Linked DNA regions of Mus musculus: region 2 is linked to region 1. The links are chromatin loops, found by intact Hi-C in ENCODE. Cell type or tissue: gastrocnemius. All regions are shown on one strand. Region 1 overlaps Slc15a1 (solute carrier family 15 (oligopeptide transporter), member 1). Region 2 overlaps Dock9 (dedicator of cytokinesis 9).

The links. A loop is a pair of places that touch in the nucleus more often than their neighbours do. Peaks named below come from ENCODE experiments on the same cell type or tissue, not always from the same donor. Only the 100,000 strongest peaks of a DNase experiment are listed, where the experiment ranks them.
Region 2: it touches region 1 in a loop (10-fold over the local background); 25 of 42 quality-filtered maps call a loop at or near these places.

What each region holds. Positions count from the first base shown.
Region 1 is chr14:121,462,544-121,470,543 of GRCm38, reverse strand. It overlaps Slc15a1 (solute carrier family 15 (oligopeptide transporter), member 1), which reads left to right. Exons shown (of 23, transcript NM_053079.2): 19 at 4,317-4,424; 20 at 4,554-4,662; 21 at 5,498-5,641; 22 at 7,970-8,000. Among named protein-coding and RNA genes, the nearest start is that of Gm33299, 9.7 kb to the right of the region's middle. In gastrocnemius, no CTCF peak of the experiment used is centred here; a DNase peak (open chromatin) is centred at 3,822.
Region 2 is chr14:121,571,163-121,579,162 of GRCm38, reverse strand. It overlaps Dock9 (dedicator of cytokinesis 9), which reads left to right. Exons shown (of 54, transcript NM_001081039.1): 44 at 951-1,008; 45 at 1,739-1,816; 46 at 3,144-3,250. Among named protein-coding and RNA genes, the nearest start is that of Slc15a1, 70 kb to the right of the region's middle. In gastrocnemius, no CTCF peak of the experiment used is centred here; no DNase peak of the experiment used is centred here.

The DNA.
Region 1 (8,000 bases):
ATGGCCTGGTGATGCTGTTAAACAGGAATTTATGACCTCCTAGTTCCTCTGGCTGGAGGTCCAAGATCAAGGTCCCCTGAAGACTGGTCTCTTCTGGAGGCCTTCCTCCTTGGTTGATTGTTGATAGCCATCTTTTACTCTCTGTGTGTCTGCATCCTAATCTCTTCATGTAAGGACACCAATCAGTCATGTCAGGTTAAGTCCCCCACCCCCACCCCCGCCCCCACCCCCACCCCCGCCCCCGCCCCCACCCCCACCCCCACCCCCACCCCCACCCCCACCCAACAGCTTCTTTTCCTTCCTGAGGCCTTTTCTCCAAAGAAAGCCTCGTTTTGAGGTGTCATGGTGAGTTTCAAGGGTACAGCTCAGTCCATAGTACTTCTTTTGGATATTAGTAATTGCCCGTCTTGTCCTGTACAAGACATGTGCATGCACTACACACACACACAGACACACACACACAGACACACACACACACACCCCTTGTGCCTTGTATTTGACACTGAAATAGAAGCATCTCTGGGGTTTCATTTTGTTCTCAGAACAATATTTTCATTTCTTTATAAATATTCCCCAATGCTGGAAAGTCATGGTATTTAGGCTATTTGTTTGTGTGTGTGTGTGTTATGTGTGAGTGTGGAGGTCAGAAGACAGTTTCAGGAACTGATTTCATCTTACACAGGTAGGTACTCATGGACATTAGACTTGGCAGCAGGTACCTTTCACTACTAAGCCAATTTGCCTGCCAAACTTTGAAAAGCTAATTATTTATTTAGCATGTGTGTATTTGTATGTGTGTGGGCATGCAACTTAGAGGAGTCACCTCTCTCCTCTCACCCATGGGCTCCAGGGATCAAACTCAAGTCATCAGGCTTAGCAACATCCAACTTTAACTGTTGAGAAATCTCACTAGTGTTTAAAAGCTGTGTGTGTGTGTGTGTGTGTGTGTGTGTGTGTGTGTGTGTGTGCGTGTGCATGCACGTGCGTTGTGCATGCGTGTAGCTCCCAGAAGTCAACTCTCACGTGCTGTTCTTCAGAGATCCACGCTGTTTCCTAAGACAGAGCAGCTCATGGCACCTGGGATGTGCTCATCAGGAGAGCTGACCAGTGAGCCCCCTGGGGTTACGTCTGTCTCTGCCCCCAATGCTTTAAGGTTAAAAGTGTGCTAAAGATTGAACCGGGGTGCTCCTGCTTTTAAGGGAGGGGTTCTACTGACTGAGTTATCGCTTCACCCCCTAAAAATCTTTGATAGAATATTGAGGAAAGAGATGAGTGGCATTGGGGACATGTTGACCCCTCCCACCGTGAATATGGAAATAGGCAGGTCAGAATTGCTTTTCTATTGACTAGCAACACCAAATCCAATGACAGAGCCAAAGGATTCAATTATTTCCCTAGTGCCTGAAGACAACACTAAAGAGGAAGTTCTTGAAAGAGAGACTGATGAGCAGACTTCAAAGCCTCCACAAAATCAGACTTTCTGACGAAGGTGTAAATTAAAGGAAGGACATACAAAATTCCAAGCAAATAACCCTTTGTATTACACTATCAGTCAATTGAAAGGGTTAAATTGCTAGCTTGTCTTTTTTTTTTTTTTTTAAGACAGGGTTTCTCTGTGTAGCCCTGGTTGTCCTGGAACTCACTCTGTAGACCAGGCTGGACTCGAACTCAGAAATTCGCCTGCCTCTGCCTCCCAAGTGCTGGGATTAAAGGTGTGAGCCACCATGTCCAGCGCTAGCTTGTCATCTTTCTCTTTTAAATAGGCAAGCCTTTAATCAAAAATAGGTTGAGGGACTGAAGAGACAGCTCAGCCATTGTCAAGCGCACTTCCTGCCCCGGTGAAGGTGCTGAGCCCAGTCCCAAAACCCACAGCAGGTGGCTGCCAACATCCACACATGTGTGCCATGCACACACACAGGCACACACACATAGATAAAATAATAAAGTAAGGTCAGATGGTGGTGGCACATACCTTTAATCCCAGCACTTGGGAGGCAGTGGCAGGCCGATCTCTTGAGTTCGAGGCCAGCCTGGTCTACAGAGTGAGTTCCAGGACAGTCGGGGCTACACAGAGAAACCCTGTCTTGGAAAAACAAAAATAAATAAATATCTTTTTAAAATCGGTTGATAATTTAACCTTGTTTTCCACTGCATTTTAGCACTGTGTGTCACTATTTGTTACATCTCCATAGACAGTGTGCTTCTTAGCATGCTTTTAAAGAGAATAATATAAAAGTGAATTGTGGCAGGCATATGTTGTTCTGTAATAATGCTATAAATCACATTATATAGCATGTGTCCGATCTATATTTGACTAAATTTACATCTGCAACTCCTGTCTGTTCCCTTGACTACACTGAAGTCTTCTTATGTATAGATACACCATAATTTTTCTACCCATCTCTATTCAAGGAAATTTAGGTTATTCTTAGTTGTTGTTGTTGTTGTTTTTAATGACTGTAGTCTGTATTTTTACCTATTTCTTTGCATGTATGTAGTTTCTCCATGGAAGTGGTCCTTTTTTTTTTAAATCAAATTCGGTAAAAATATGTTGAATCTACATCCACTATATATGAATATAGTACCCATGGGGCTAAAAAGCCAGCTCAAGAGTTAAGACTGCGTACCGACTCCGGCTGAAGACCTCAGTGAGGTTCCTAGAACCCAAGTCAAGCAACTCAGCCTCCTAACTCCAGTTCCAAGGCATCTGATGCCCTCTTCTGGCCTCTGAGGGCACCTGCATGCACACACACACACACACACACACACACACACACACACACGCACACACACGCACACACCCAATTAACTAAATTAAATGTTGATATGGTGTCCTTTAAAAATTATTTGTGTGTATATAGACCATTCTATCAATTAATATGTGCATGATGAAACAGTAATATGTTAATCCACTATGAACTCCCTAGCAGATGCACACACCTTCTCCCCTCCCGCCAGCCAAAGTGCTCTGGATTCCAGAAAGACACACCACACACACACACACACACACACACAACCTTCTATTTTAAAATGCCTTAAACAGCAATTACTGGGCACTTCCAAACCTTCATGTTGCTAGTGACTACCCTCCAATATTCCTGAATTATTGCTTACTAAAATCTATATTTCATCTCTGCTCCCCCAGACCCCGTCAATCATTGGAGTGGCCCCTGGAGCTGCACTTCCCCAACTCTGACAAGGCTGTTTCTCTGTCTTACACAGCTCTCATGCCTGCATCCTATTTCTTTCTTGGCATGGTGATTCTAAAACCTTCTTCTCATGGTCCCTTGCCCAGGAAATCTAATGTCCTGCCTCCAACTCCCTGCCCAGCCATTGGCCAATGACAACTTTATTTACCAATTAGAGCCAACTGGGGGCAGGGACTCTCAGTGTCTTAGTGCAGATTCCGGTGTGATTTTGAGAGCCAAATTAACACAAATAGCATTAGAACCAATCTGCAACACTATGGAGCTGGTAAAACTGGCCCTGTGTTTTAGAGATAGAGTTTTCTTTATAGTACTTAGCTGTTCATCATTATTGCTTCTTGTTCTACGTATTGGACAATCTGATATAATCTGTCACCTACCTATTTGGTGGGCAATACAAACAGCTGATCTCCCTTAGGGCAGCAACATGTTCATCCTTAGAGCAGTATAAGAACTTCAGGGTCTTCTACATCACAGAGCATGTAAGGAAACACCTGTGCCATCTGTTCCATGACGTTCTGTATAGTACTAGGAAGACAGGCAGCTCACTTACCTCCTCCTGAGGATTAAGCAAGGGGACTTGCCAAGGCTAGAAGCCTTGGGATGAGGGCCAAGGCCTTTCCGGTACCCATTCCTCTCTGCATTCCAGCAGATGCTGACGGGCACCACTCCAGAGCCACACAGCTCTCCCCCATCGAAGGGCAGTGACTCAGGACAGTCTCTTCTCACTGGGTTAGCTAGCTTCTTTCTCTCAGATCTTATATCCATTCTCTGCCCCAAGCTCTTGGAGGTAACCAAAATGGCAGGTTCTCTCTTCCCAAGGGAAGCTTTGTAAGTACTTTGTACTTTGAAATCAGTCAGTATCTGTTTCTATGACTACCTAGTGGATTCCCCTAAATACCAGGAGACTAGGCAGCACTTCTGAGCTCTCGGCATGGATAAATTCTCGTAGATAAATTATTTTAAGGGCGTGCCTCATGAGTGGGTGGACAGGAACAACTGTAAGGTAGCTAATTTTGCCTCTAGACCCTAAGAATCTCCCGTGTGCATGCGTGAGCTAGGATAAACTATTCCATGATTTGGTTAAAGACAGATGGCTTTTTGTTCCAGGTTTGTCAACACCCTTAACGAGATGGTCACCATCAAAATGAGTGGGAAAGTATATGAAAATGTCACCAGTCACAACGCCAGCGGCTACCAGTTCTTCCCTTCTGGCGAGTGAGTACCTTTACTGGGCAACTTGCTCCCAAATCCAAGCCCATCTCATCTTTTTCTTAAGAAAAAAAATGGAGATTTTAACACCAAGAACCATAACCCCTGTTCTTCTTCTTCTTCTTTTTTTAATAGAAAGCAGTACACAATAAACACCACGGCGGTGGCACCAACCTGTCTAACTGATTTTAAATCTTCCAACCTTGACTTTGGCAGCGCGTATACCTACGTGATCCGAAGGGCGGTTAGTAGCTCACCCCACCCCAGCCTGTTCAACCTCCCTGAATCCTCAGTCATGCAAGGCGAGCTCATGGTTAGCTAGAGGAATTAGGATCTGTAGATGGTCTTAGAACTAACCCAACTCACCGCTAATTCTTTTTTTTTTTTAAGATTTTATTTATTTATTATACATAAGTACACTGTAGCTGCCTTCAGATCTCATTATGGTTGTGAGCCACCATGTGGTTGCTGGGATTTGAACTCAGGACCTCCGGAAGAGCAGTCAGTGCTCTTAACCGCTGAGCCATCTCACCAGCCCCCACCGCTAATTCTTTGTTTTAGTGTATGTGTGTGTTTGTGCATGTGCGTGCGTGTGTGTGTGTGTGTGTGTGCGTGTGTGCGTGTGTGCGTGTGTGCGTGTGTGCGTGTGTGCGTGTGTGCGTGTGTGCGTGTGTGTGTGTGTGTGTGTGTAGCGGGGTGGGATTCAGAGAACAACCTATAGGAGATTGCTCTCTCTTTCCACTGTGTGAGTCTCAGGGATCAAACTCAGGTTGTCAGACTTGGTGGCAAGCGCCTTTCTCTGCTGAGCCATCTCACCGGATCTCTCAGCAGGCTTAGTTCCTGTTGGCCAGCATTTGATGCCTCCCTCTGGGTCGTGTGACTTCAGGACTGAGTGACGACCAGGGTTTTAGCTGGCAAGCTCCCAGCACCAAGCAGTTACGTTTAAAATGGGCAGCGACTACGTAGATCACCTGTTTAGCCTTAGAAGGTCAGCTCAGTGTGTCCATATGAACGGTTGTTATTCTAAAGTGTATCTCTGCGTCTCTCTCGACGGCCTGCTGGGTGCTTTGATGGTCCAGAGTGATGGCTGCCTGGAAGTGAAGGAATTTGAAGACATCCCACCCAACACTGTGAACATGGCTCTGCAGATCCCACAGTACTTCCTTCTCACCTGCGGCGAGGTGGTCTTCTCTGTCACAGGACTGGAGTTCTCTTATTCCCAGGTTTCTAGTTTCTTGTTCCTTCCTCCCTGATGGCCATGATTTGAATCTGGGATATGTGTATGCTTAGAGGTCCTTTTGTTTTGTTCATTCTATAAGACAGGATCTTAGTACGTAGCCCATGCAGGCCTCCAACTCACCATCTTCCTGTCTCAGCACTAGAATAGTAGGCATGCACCACCACTTATGGCTTGTTTATGTTTTTTTTCTTCTTCTTCTAAGCATCATGGATACTTTCTCCTGCTGTGATAAGAAACCAAGGCCAAAAGCAGCTGATACAAATAAAAGTTTACTCTGGCTTATGGTTCTGACCAGAGTCCATCATGGCAGTGAGATAAGCAATAGGCAGGTGTGGTGGCCAGAGCAGAGGCTGGGAGTGCACATCCTGGACCACAGGCACAAAGCAGAGAGAGTGAGCTGGGAGTGGCTCAAGGTTTTAAACTCTAAGAGCCCACCTCCAGGGACATGCTTCCTCCAGCAAGGCTAAGTGTACCAATGCAGGCCGGGCGTGGTGGAGCACACCTTTAATCCCAGCACTTGGGAGGCAGAGGCAGGAGAATTTCTGAGTTTGAGGCCAGCCTGGTCTACAGAGTGAGTTCCAGGACAGCCAGGGCTACACAGAGAAACCCTGTCTCAAAAAACCAAAAAAAAAAAAAAAAAAAAAAGTGTACACCAATGCCCAATCTTACCTAGAACATTTCTCATTCAAATAACCACAGGTATCTTCCACAGATCAAGGACTATGAGATTAATAAGGTCTCTACTCAGTGGGAATATAGCATATATATATATATATATATATATATATATATATAAAATATATGTATACACACACACACACATATATATATATTACACTGTCAATCTTGTATATCTATATAGATAGTATAGATAGTAGCTATCTATATATAGATGTATAGTATCTATATAGATATAAATAGATAGCAGATATCTATATACCTACTACCTCTATAGATAAAGATATATAGATATATAGAATCACACTAGACTAGGTACAAGACTAGAGTCTAAAGGTTCAGCACACCAAGGTCTGCTGCCAGGGTCATAGCTGCAGAGTCTGTATTTTATAATATCCCAAAGGCAGTATCTAGGCCTCTAAGTACTTGACTGTGTTCCAGTTATATGTAAGGTCCAGTAGGCATCTCTCTTTGACTCCCAGTGACATCATTCAATCAGATCTACTGCTAAGAACAAGTGTAACACCCTATTTTTAAGGCTAGAGATACAGCTCAGTTGACAGTACTGGTTTAGCTTGCACCAGGCCATGGGTTCAATCCCCAGCACTGTATGAACCAGGTGTGGTGATGAACTCCTGTGACCCCTGCACTGGGGAGGTCAAGGCAGGAAAACCAGTTCAAGGTCATCCTTGGCTACATAGTGAATCTGAGGTCAGCTGGGACATGTAACACCCTACTTCAGAAAAAAAACATTTTGGTTTGGTTTTTGGTTTTGTTTTTGCTTGTAAGTTTATTAGGTTAATTAGACAAATTTTATTGGTACTCCAACTAGAGCTTTAATGTCTAAAATGTTTGAAGAAAGAAAGAAAGAAAGAGAGAGAGAGAGAGAGAGAGAGAGAGAGAGAGAGAGAGAGAGAGAGAGAGAAAGAAAGAAAGAAAGAAAGAAAGAAAGAAAGAAAGAAAGAAAGAAAGAAAGGAAGGAAGGAAGCAAGCTAAAACCATTGCATCCTGGCCATGTTCTTTTTCAGCATCTGTAGTAGTTAGCACAGGCTGGTTATCTCCTTCTGTGAGGACCACACTGTCTGACAAAGGCAGTGCTGTGTTGGGCAGGGAAGAACTTGAGGAAGGAATATGGGGGTCACAGCAGGGATGCTACAGAGGAGCACACACAGTAGTCTTCCTTTGGGGAGAGCATGCCTCTGCCAAGAAACTTGTGAGGCAAAATCCATGCACGGGTAGATCTGCCTGTGTTACTAAGGTAACACTGTAAGTATGTGGAGAGAGGGGGGCCTCTGCCTCAGGAATGCTCCCTGTCTCATCAAGAGCGTTCCGTCCTCCGTATATCAACCATCAGAGAGAGAGACCTCTGCTCTCTATGGACTTATCCGCATATTTAAACTGAGAGCAGGGCCAAGCTAAGGAGCTGAGGGTGTCCTCAAGTATCTTTGTGCCTCAACCTCCCAAGTGCTGGCCTATGGGAGTGCAATTCCTGACTAAACCCAACCAAAGCTGACCTCTAACCTGCACTTCAGGGGTGCTCAGCAAAGTGAGCTGGTGGGTGGGTGGGTGGGTGGCATTCTCCTGGCTTGAAGTGGGAATCCAGGTTGTAATGCATTCTGCATTGCTTCCACAGGCTCCGTCTAACATGAAGTCCGTGCTTCAGG
Region 2 (8,000 bases), 110 kb before region 1:
TGGTCTAAGTTCCAACACTTGCCTTTGATTTTGATAATAACTTTTGATAGTAACTTAGTGAAAGGAGTGATTTGTTTCTCATTTTAAAGGGCATTTATAGTATTGATCTCTGTGGGCAGGGGAACTTGAAGGTAAGGCATGCTGAACACACACATTACTTTCACCCCAGCCCAGATTCTTGGTTAGAATTGTTTTTTTTAAACAAACAAACAAACAAACAAACAAGTACAGCCTTGAGTGCTCAAGTTGGAAGAACATGGGCTGGAGAGATAGCCTAGCAGTTAAGAGCATACCGCTCTTCCGGAGGGTCTGAGTTTGGTTCCCAGCACCCACACTGAACACCACACAGCCACCCAGAGATCTACGGGCACCTGAACACGTATACAGGTGGAATTTCAAACAGATTCACAAACACACACAACAAAAAAACAAACAAAAAAAAAAAACCAGTGTTTAAAAATAAGTTAAGTTGAAAGGGAATTTTATTAGCTGAAATGTGAGTCTGGGAAGAAAACTTTTTCTTTAAGTACTTACTGTCTTGCTTTAAGAAAAGTGGCGTGGGGCTGGTGAGATGGCTCAGTGAGTAAGAGCACCGACTGCTCTTCCGAAGGTCCAGAGTTCAAATCCCAGCAACCACATGGTGGCTCACAACCATCTGTAACGAGATCTGATGCCCTCCTATGGAGTGTCTGAAGACAGCTACAGTGTCTAGAATAAATAAATCTTAAAAAAAAAAGAAAAAAAAAAGAAAAGTGGTGTGACCCTCAGCACGCAGGTTCTGCCTTTTGCGCTAAGATACAGCAGTTGTAAATAGGAGGAAAGCCTGGCAGTTGCCTGTCGTCTGTCTCGCTGCTCAGCTGTTAATAGGAGCTAAGGAGAGAGCAAGCCTCCTGAAGACATGAGGCTCTGAGCGAGTGTTCTGAGCTGTTTGTCGTTGTCTTTTATTCCAGGCGGCAATGTGCTATGTCCACGTGACAGCCTTGGTGGCAGAATATCTCACACGGAAAGGTAAGGACGCGCTTGGGCCCCAGAAGAGGGCATTCAGGAGGATCGGGAGGCAAGGCACTGCACACACTGTTGGCTTTTTACCCCTGGTTGCAGCATTTAGTTGCCCCACCCCCACCCCCGGGCAAAGCAAAAGCACCCGTGTTATGGAGAGGATGGCATGTCGTCCTAGCTTCGTAATAAGCTTCGCATCTGGCCGCCCCTGACCAGCTCATATGAGTTGAAATGAATTTATTTCCCCTTGGGATATTTTCTCACCAGAACTATTGATCAGTGACAGTTCTAAGGGGAAGTCGTTGGACAGAGTTTCTGGAATGTAACCCTGTTGACTTTATTGCAGGAGAAGGCAACCATGCTAGCAGGGGATCTTAGGAGGATGGTGATACTCCACAGTTGTGTGTCATACACTTGCTCCCATGAGTTCATTCATGGTTCCGCTTGGTTAAGCAGTTACCTGGTGCAGCCTTCAGGGTGACATTTAGTTCTGTAGTACTGGGTCTAGGGAAGCTGGCAGTCTACACACATAGTACCGAAGAACACTAGTCCCTGGACCAAGCTCACGAAGTGTGCTCTTACAAAGTGAGAAGAAGCATTATCAAGTCGCGGGTGCCAAGGTCATGAAGTGTCTATTTTGTGGAATGGGGCTGTCAGACATCAGAGATGGAGTGAGAGGAAATCACTTAGTATTTCCTGCCGAGTCATTTTATCAGGTGATACATTTCCTTGTGTTTAGAAGCTGACCTAGCACTCCAGCGGGAACCACCTGCCTTCCCCTACAGCCATAGCACCTGCCAGAGGAAGAGCTGGGGAGGTGAGCCTGAGGGTCACCCAGCTCCCGAGGGTCCCCAGCTGCTCTGTTCTTGTGGCACTTCAGGGCTGTGGCGGTGTGTGCGTGTTTCAGTTCTGCGAGGGAGGGTCTGCATGTCTCTCCCTCTGTACCTGGGCTCTGTGGGTCTCTCTCTGCCACCCCTGTGTGACTGGCACTAGAAAGGAAAGAGCTTTGAGCTTTGTGGTTCTTGTTGCACTGGCCAAAACACAGTGGTTGATTTCATGTCTTTGTTTTAGGGGTGTTAATGTCTCCTCAGGTTCCTAGATCATAGCTTTTCTGTGGGAACTTTGCTTTCCGTATCAGATCAAAGCAAGGCTGTGTGAGCACCATGGTGGAAATTCTGGCTAACTCACGACTGACTGGAAATGACTAACTCGGGATTGACTGGAAACCTGAACAAATGTTTAGCAGAAATGTCTCTGCCCAACAATCCAAGGCCTTTCTCACTAATGTCACACCACTGATAACTGAGCTGGCTTAAGATGGTGTCCCATTTCCTACCTTGATCTCAAGGAGTTACCCCAATGCTGATACATTGTAGCCAACAGTATCAGATTCTGAGGCTCAGAACTGCTGCTTTTTGCTTCTCCAGCCAAGGCAGCCCCTCAGCTCACAGGCTTGACTGCCTGTTCCTGGAAGAGGTCCATCAGGTGGGAGGGAGGGCTCCAGTCTGTGGGTCGTCCCTGCTGAATGGGTGAGATGCCCGACTACTGGGAGGAAGCAACTGTCTTTGAGCCACTTATGTCTCAGTGGTTGGCTTTGGTTTCCCTGGTGTCCGACTAAGGATCTTTCCACCTAATCAGGTTTTCATTTCTGTGTTAATTTGCCACTAGCTTGACTCAATCATAATTATTCAGCATATAGTTTTTTTGAAGGCTGAATGGATTAAGGTGGGTAACAAAATGAAAGAGTTGAGAGGCTGGAGGTGAAGTGTGGGAAAATGACTGGAGAGAGGCCACGCTGGTCCCCAGCCTCCTGTGTGGATGCTGGGCTCACACAGGATAGATTTCCACATCAGCTGTTTACTCCATGTGGAAATACACAGGCAGGAGGAACCCGAGAGTCCCAGCCACATTCAGCTTGACGGTGCTCCCTCCGTGAGTCCATTCAGCTTGATGGTGCTCCCTCCGTGAGTCCATTCAGCTTGATGGTGCTCCCTCCGTGAGTCCATTCAGCTTGATGGTGCTCCCTCCGTGAGTCCATTCAGCTTGATGGTGCTCCCTCCGTGAGTCCATTCAGCTTGATGGTGCTCCCTCCGTGAGTCCATTCAGCTTGATGGTGCTCTCTCCTCTGCTCTCTCCCTGCCTAGGCATGTTCAGACAGGGGTGCACAGCCTTCAGGGTTATCACACCAAACATCGATGAAGAGGCTTCCATGATGGAAGACGTCGGCATGCAGGACGTCCATTTCAACGAGGTGAGTGCTGCGGCTCAGGTAGGCTCTCAAGTACGGCCTCTCACCTCACGACGTGTCCGTCACGGTGGATGCATACAGAGTGGTGGTCCCACCTGATCCTATCACCTAGTAAACGGCTATGTCATCACCGTGTCAGTTCAGAGCCTTTCTCCCTAGCGCTGCCCAGGCTGAGCCTACGGTGCTTCTCTAGACGGCCGAAAGCCAGCAGGCAAAGCTGGGCTGCTCCCTCTTCCTTCCTAGCCAGCCCTCCTTTCAATGATCTCTGTGGATCATGAGTTTCATTACTGTCTTACTCTGCCTTTAATTTTAGTCAGTGTCTCTACTTCTAGGCACCTCCTCCCTGGCAGACATGCAGAGCTGGGGCCCAGGGCCACCTTAGTTCACCTCCATAGAGACTAAAAACCCAGCATTTTCTGTAAGCTTCCTCACAAAACAGGGCAGCAGTGTGACCACTTCTGTAGAAGGAGATGGTTTTGATATTAAACTGGGAACATGAACAAATGCCAGTTTTCCGCTTGCATTAGCTACAGTCTCTCTTCTGGGAATCTCCGCTGCAGGGACGCACTTGTGGCACCTGTGTACACCTGTGTGCACCTGTGTGTACCTGTATATACCTGTATTACCTGTGTGCATACCTGTGTGCATACCTGTGTGCACTGTATGTACCTGTGTGCACCTGTGTGCGCCTATGTGCACCCGTGTGTACTTGTGTCTCCCTCCCTCCTTACAAACCCAGGGTGGAGTGAAAGAGAGATCCTTTTAGTTCTGCTCTCTTTTCAGGAGAAAGGTAAAGTTACCTATGTGTTCATTTGGAGAGAAAACAACAGCAGAGAGAGGCTTCATACTGATGTCTGCCTCCATGGTTTGAACTGTGATTTCTTTACTTGGAGACTGTGTGTGCAGACGGGCAGCATTACAGCTCTGATTGTTTTTATGCCGGTGAGAAGGGTCCACAGACAAATATCTCCTATGACATAAACCAGTCTGTGGACCCATTTCTTAAAATGTGCTCCTGAGTCCTCTGAGGAAGTCTGTGAGGCCCTGACTGAGCACAGGTCTGATGCTGGATTCCTTCAATACACCAACAAACATGACAGACCGAGGAAGAAGGTGGAGGCTCCAGGAACTGTCAATAATTGAAAGTTCTTTGAGGTCTTAAGTAAAACATAAGCTGTGTAAGGGAGAACTGGAGAGAAGGCTCGGGAGTTATGAGCGCTTACTCCTCTTACACAGGACCCAGGCTTCATCAGGTGGCTAAGTAGAGAGACTCTTGTCTCAAAAACGTAAAAGCAAACAAAATATATAAAGAGGCTCTTCAGGGCAAAAGTTTAACAACTGCTGTTGTAAATTGTCTAGTCTCAAATGGTTGTCAAGATTTAAGGCTAAGAGCTGGGCATGGTGGCACACGCCTTTAATCCCAGCACTCAGGAGGCAGAGGCAGGCAGATTTCTGAGTTTGAGGTCAGCCTATTCGACAAAGTGAGTTCCAGGACAGCCAGGGTTATACAGAGAAACCCTGTCTCGAAAAACCAAAAAAAAAAAATTAAAGTGGGGCCTGAGAGACAACTCGGCCATTAAGAGCGCTAGAGCGCTTGCTGCTGAGTTGTAAGGGCCCGAGTTGAATTCCTTGCACCCACACTTGGCAGCTCACAACCACCTGTAACTCAGCTCTAAGGGATCCAATGCCCTCTTCTGGTGTCTGTACACGCGTGCACTCATGAGTATATACACTCAGACACATACACAAAGACACACACAGAAATAAATCTTTAAAAAGGAATACTGTTAAATTAGGTTTAATCATGGTAGGTGGAATTTTCTAATTATCCTGGGGGGAACATAAGTTGTTAAGTCCATACTGATTACTCCATTCTTGCACCATGAAATGCCTGGACAGATGGTAGTTTGGATTTTTTGATTGATTGATTGATTGATTGGTTGGTTGGTTGGTTTTTTGTTTTGACTGGTTTCTTTGAGAGAAGGCATGTCCGTGCTTTCTCTTTGGTTGAGCCCATCAGCCCTGGGGCCAGGCTCCTCTGGAGCTCAAAACTTTATTTGGAATTAGGTAAGGAACACAGGAATGCTAGGATCAGTTAAGGATTTGAAAGTCTAGTTTCCAGTACCCTGCCCTGCAGGATGACATGAAGCTCACGTGTGCACGTCTGATCAAGTCACAGACTGAGGTAGTTTTTGTGAGCCTCTGAGGTCAAGTGCATACATCCCTTGGAGAAACCTATGGGTGGCACTACCTCTGAGTAAGACCTGAGCGTGCAACAAAGGCCATTTTATCAGCTGTTTTCAGAATATGGCTGAGCCACCCTGTCCTTGAAGCATAAAGTGGGTAAATCTTTAACAAGGTCCATAGAGCATGAAAGTCTGTAATGGTTCGGATGAGACACTGCGGGGCCATAAAGTCCTACTGTCAAGATTCAAAATAACAGGAAGTAACCAGTTCTCAGTGACAGGAAAACAGAAACTGCCATATTGGTCTTCAGGATGGTTGCTTGGATGTCTCAAGGGAAACAGTCTGTGAGGTGAACAATTTCTACCTAAGAGGAAGGAATTATGAGAGCTGACAGGAAAGAAGCCTGTGACCCAGTAATAAAAATCATAGCCCTTTAAATCCTCACAGGTTGATATGAGTAAATGCCGTCAGTGCCCTAATATGACAGTCAGGGAGCTACCTAAATGTGCACAGTTGTCTTAGCAGCAGGCCTGAGACCCACCCAGGGAGTGCTTGGCTCATCTCTCCTTCCTGGTGAAACCACAGAGTGACTTCCAGGTGCCTAACTACTGATTATACCAAAGTATCCGGTTCTCGTTCTCAGTGCATGCTAAGAAGTTAGGCTTGCACCTGCTAGGCTGAAGATTCTGAGTTCCCAAAGGTACCAGAATTATACTGGACTCCTGTAACCTTGAGATCACCCCCTTCGTGACTGATGCAATAACAGGATCCTGTCGGGTAGAGGCTGTACATTTGGAAAAGTGGAAAAAACTCTAATAAAGAGACTTTAGAAATTCAAAATGGAAGCCAAGCCTGGTGGCCAAGACGTGCACCTGCAGTCCCAGCACCAAGCAGCAAGCCAAGAGGATTGCTGCAATCTCAAGGTGACTGTAGAATGAGAAAAATCCTGTCTCAAAAAATTTTTTTAAAAAGTACAGATAGGAAAACCAAGGAAAGTGCCAGCTCTTCTCCATGACCCTTTCATGCCATCAGAGCCAGCACCACCTGGGAGAGTCTTAGGCTACCAAGTTCAGCTGCCAGCACGAGACTCAGCCTTGGCCCCTCTGGAACACAGCTTCTGTGTGCTGACCCTGAGGAAACACTTCTTAGAGTTTGTTTGTCCCAGCGAAGCAAGGGTTTTGCTTTAGCGGTTCTGGTCTCCTGTTAATCACAGCAGATTCTTCAACCCCAGCTGACCAGAAGCCACGGATGTGTGCAAAATATCACACAAGTGGCTCAGTGTAGTCTTTGCTTTCCTCTGAAAGGTCACAAGCCAGGCCTCCCTTGTCTGTACTGCCCCCCAAGTTTATCTTCTTAGTTCCTGCACGAACTCGCTAAGCTCTAAACACTTTTTTTGAGCCCAAAGTTCCAAAGTCTTTCCAGAATCCTTCCAAAAACAACATGGTCAGATCTATCACAGCAATACCTCCCTCCTGGTACCAATATCTGTGGCTGTGCTGAAACACTGTGACCAAAAGCAAAACTAGGGGAGCAAAGGGTTTATTTTACTTACAGTTCCACATCACATTTTATCATCAAAGGAAGTCATGACAGGAATCGAGAAGCAGATACTGATGCAGAGGCCATGGAGGGGTACCACCAACTGGCTTGCTCCCCATGGCTTGCTTAGCCTGCTTTTTATAGATCCAAGAACCACCAGCCCAGGAATGGTATCAACCATAACAGACTGGGTCCTCCCATATCAATCACCAAGAAAATGTCCTACAGTCTTGTCTACAGCTTGATCTTATGGAGGAGAATCCTTGATTGAGATTCCCCTGTCTCAGATGACATTAACTGTGCTGCACTGATATAATGTGAGCCATCACATATGGTGTCCTCTAGGTTCACAGCAGCCTACATCTCGCCCCTTTAAGTTAAAGGAGGAGAGGGGGAGATAGAAATATGAGCTTTAACTGGGACCCATCTCAGCCTAGGAGTCAGAAGATCAGCCATGTTGATGTGTCCATTTCAGGGCTAAGAGGAACTCTAGATGAGAAGGCAGAAAAGAGTTTATCCTTTCTATTCACCTCTGCGTAACCCCAAATCAGTACCGGTGGTAGTCTGCCCTTCTTCAGCTCTTGTACTATGAGAAGGTTTCCATCTCTTTCATAGTTTGGATAATACTGTGTTCTCTACATTGGTGTGGGTTTTGGTGGGTGGCTGTTCTGCTTAGACAGGCCCCAGTAGTAAGTATTCCTTGATGTCTGTGGTCCCTAGGTAGAAGAACACTGTTCTGGGGCTGGTGAGCGTGAATTTAATGAGAGTGACCAACGGAGCATGTTCCATTGGGTGTCTTTAAGAGAAACACATATAAATCAAGGCTGTATATTAATTGGATGATGTGAATGTAGCTAGAGGCTTGCAGGAATTGAGCTATGAATTTTCCTTAGAAGCTGGCCAACATTCATCTTCATAACTTCATTGATGGATGGAAAATGGAGCTGGCCCCTTGTTTTAGAAGAATTGACTATCGCCAGCATATTGGCTATTGTTTTATTAGGCAATAGATCCCACCTGTCCAGAG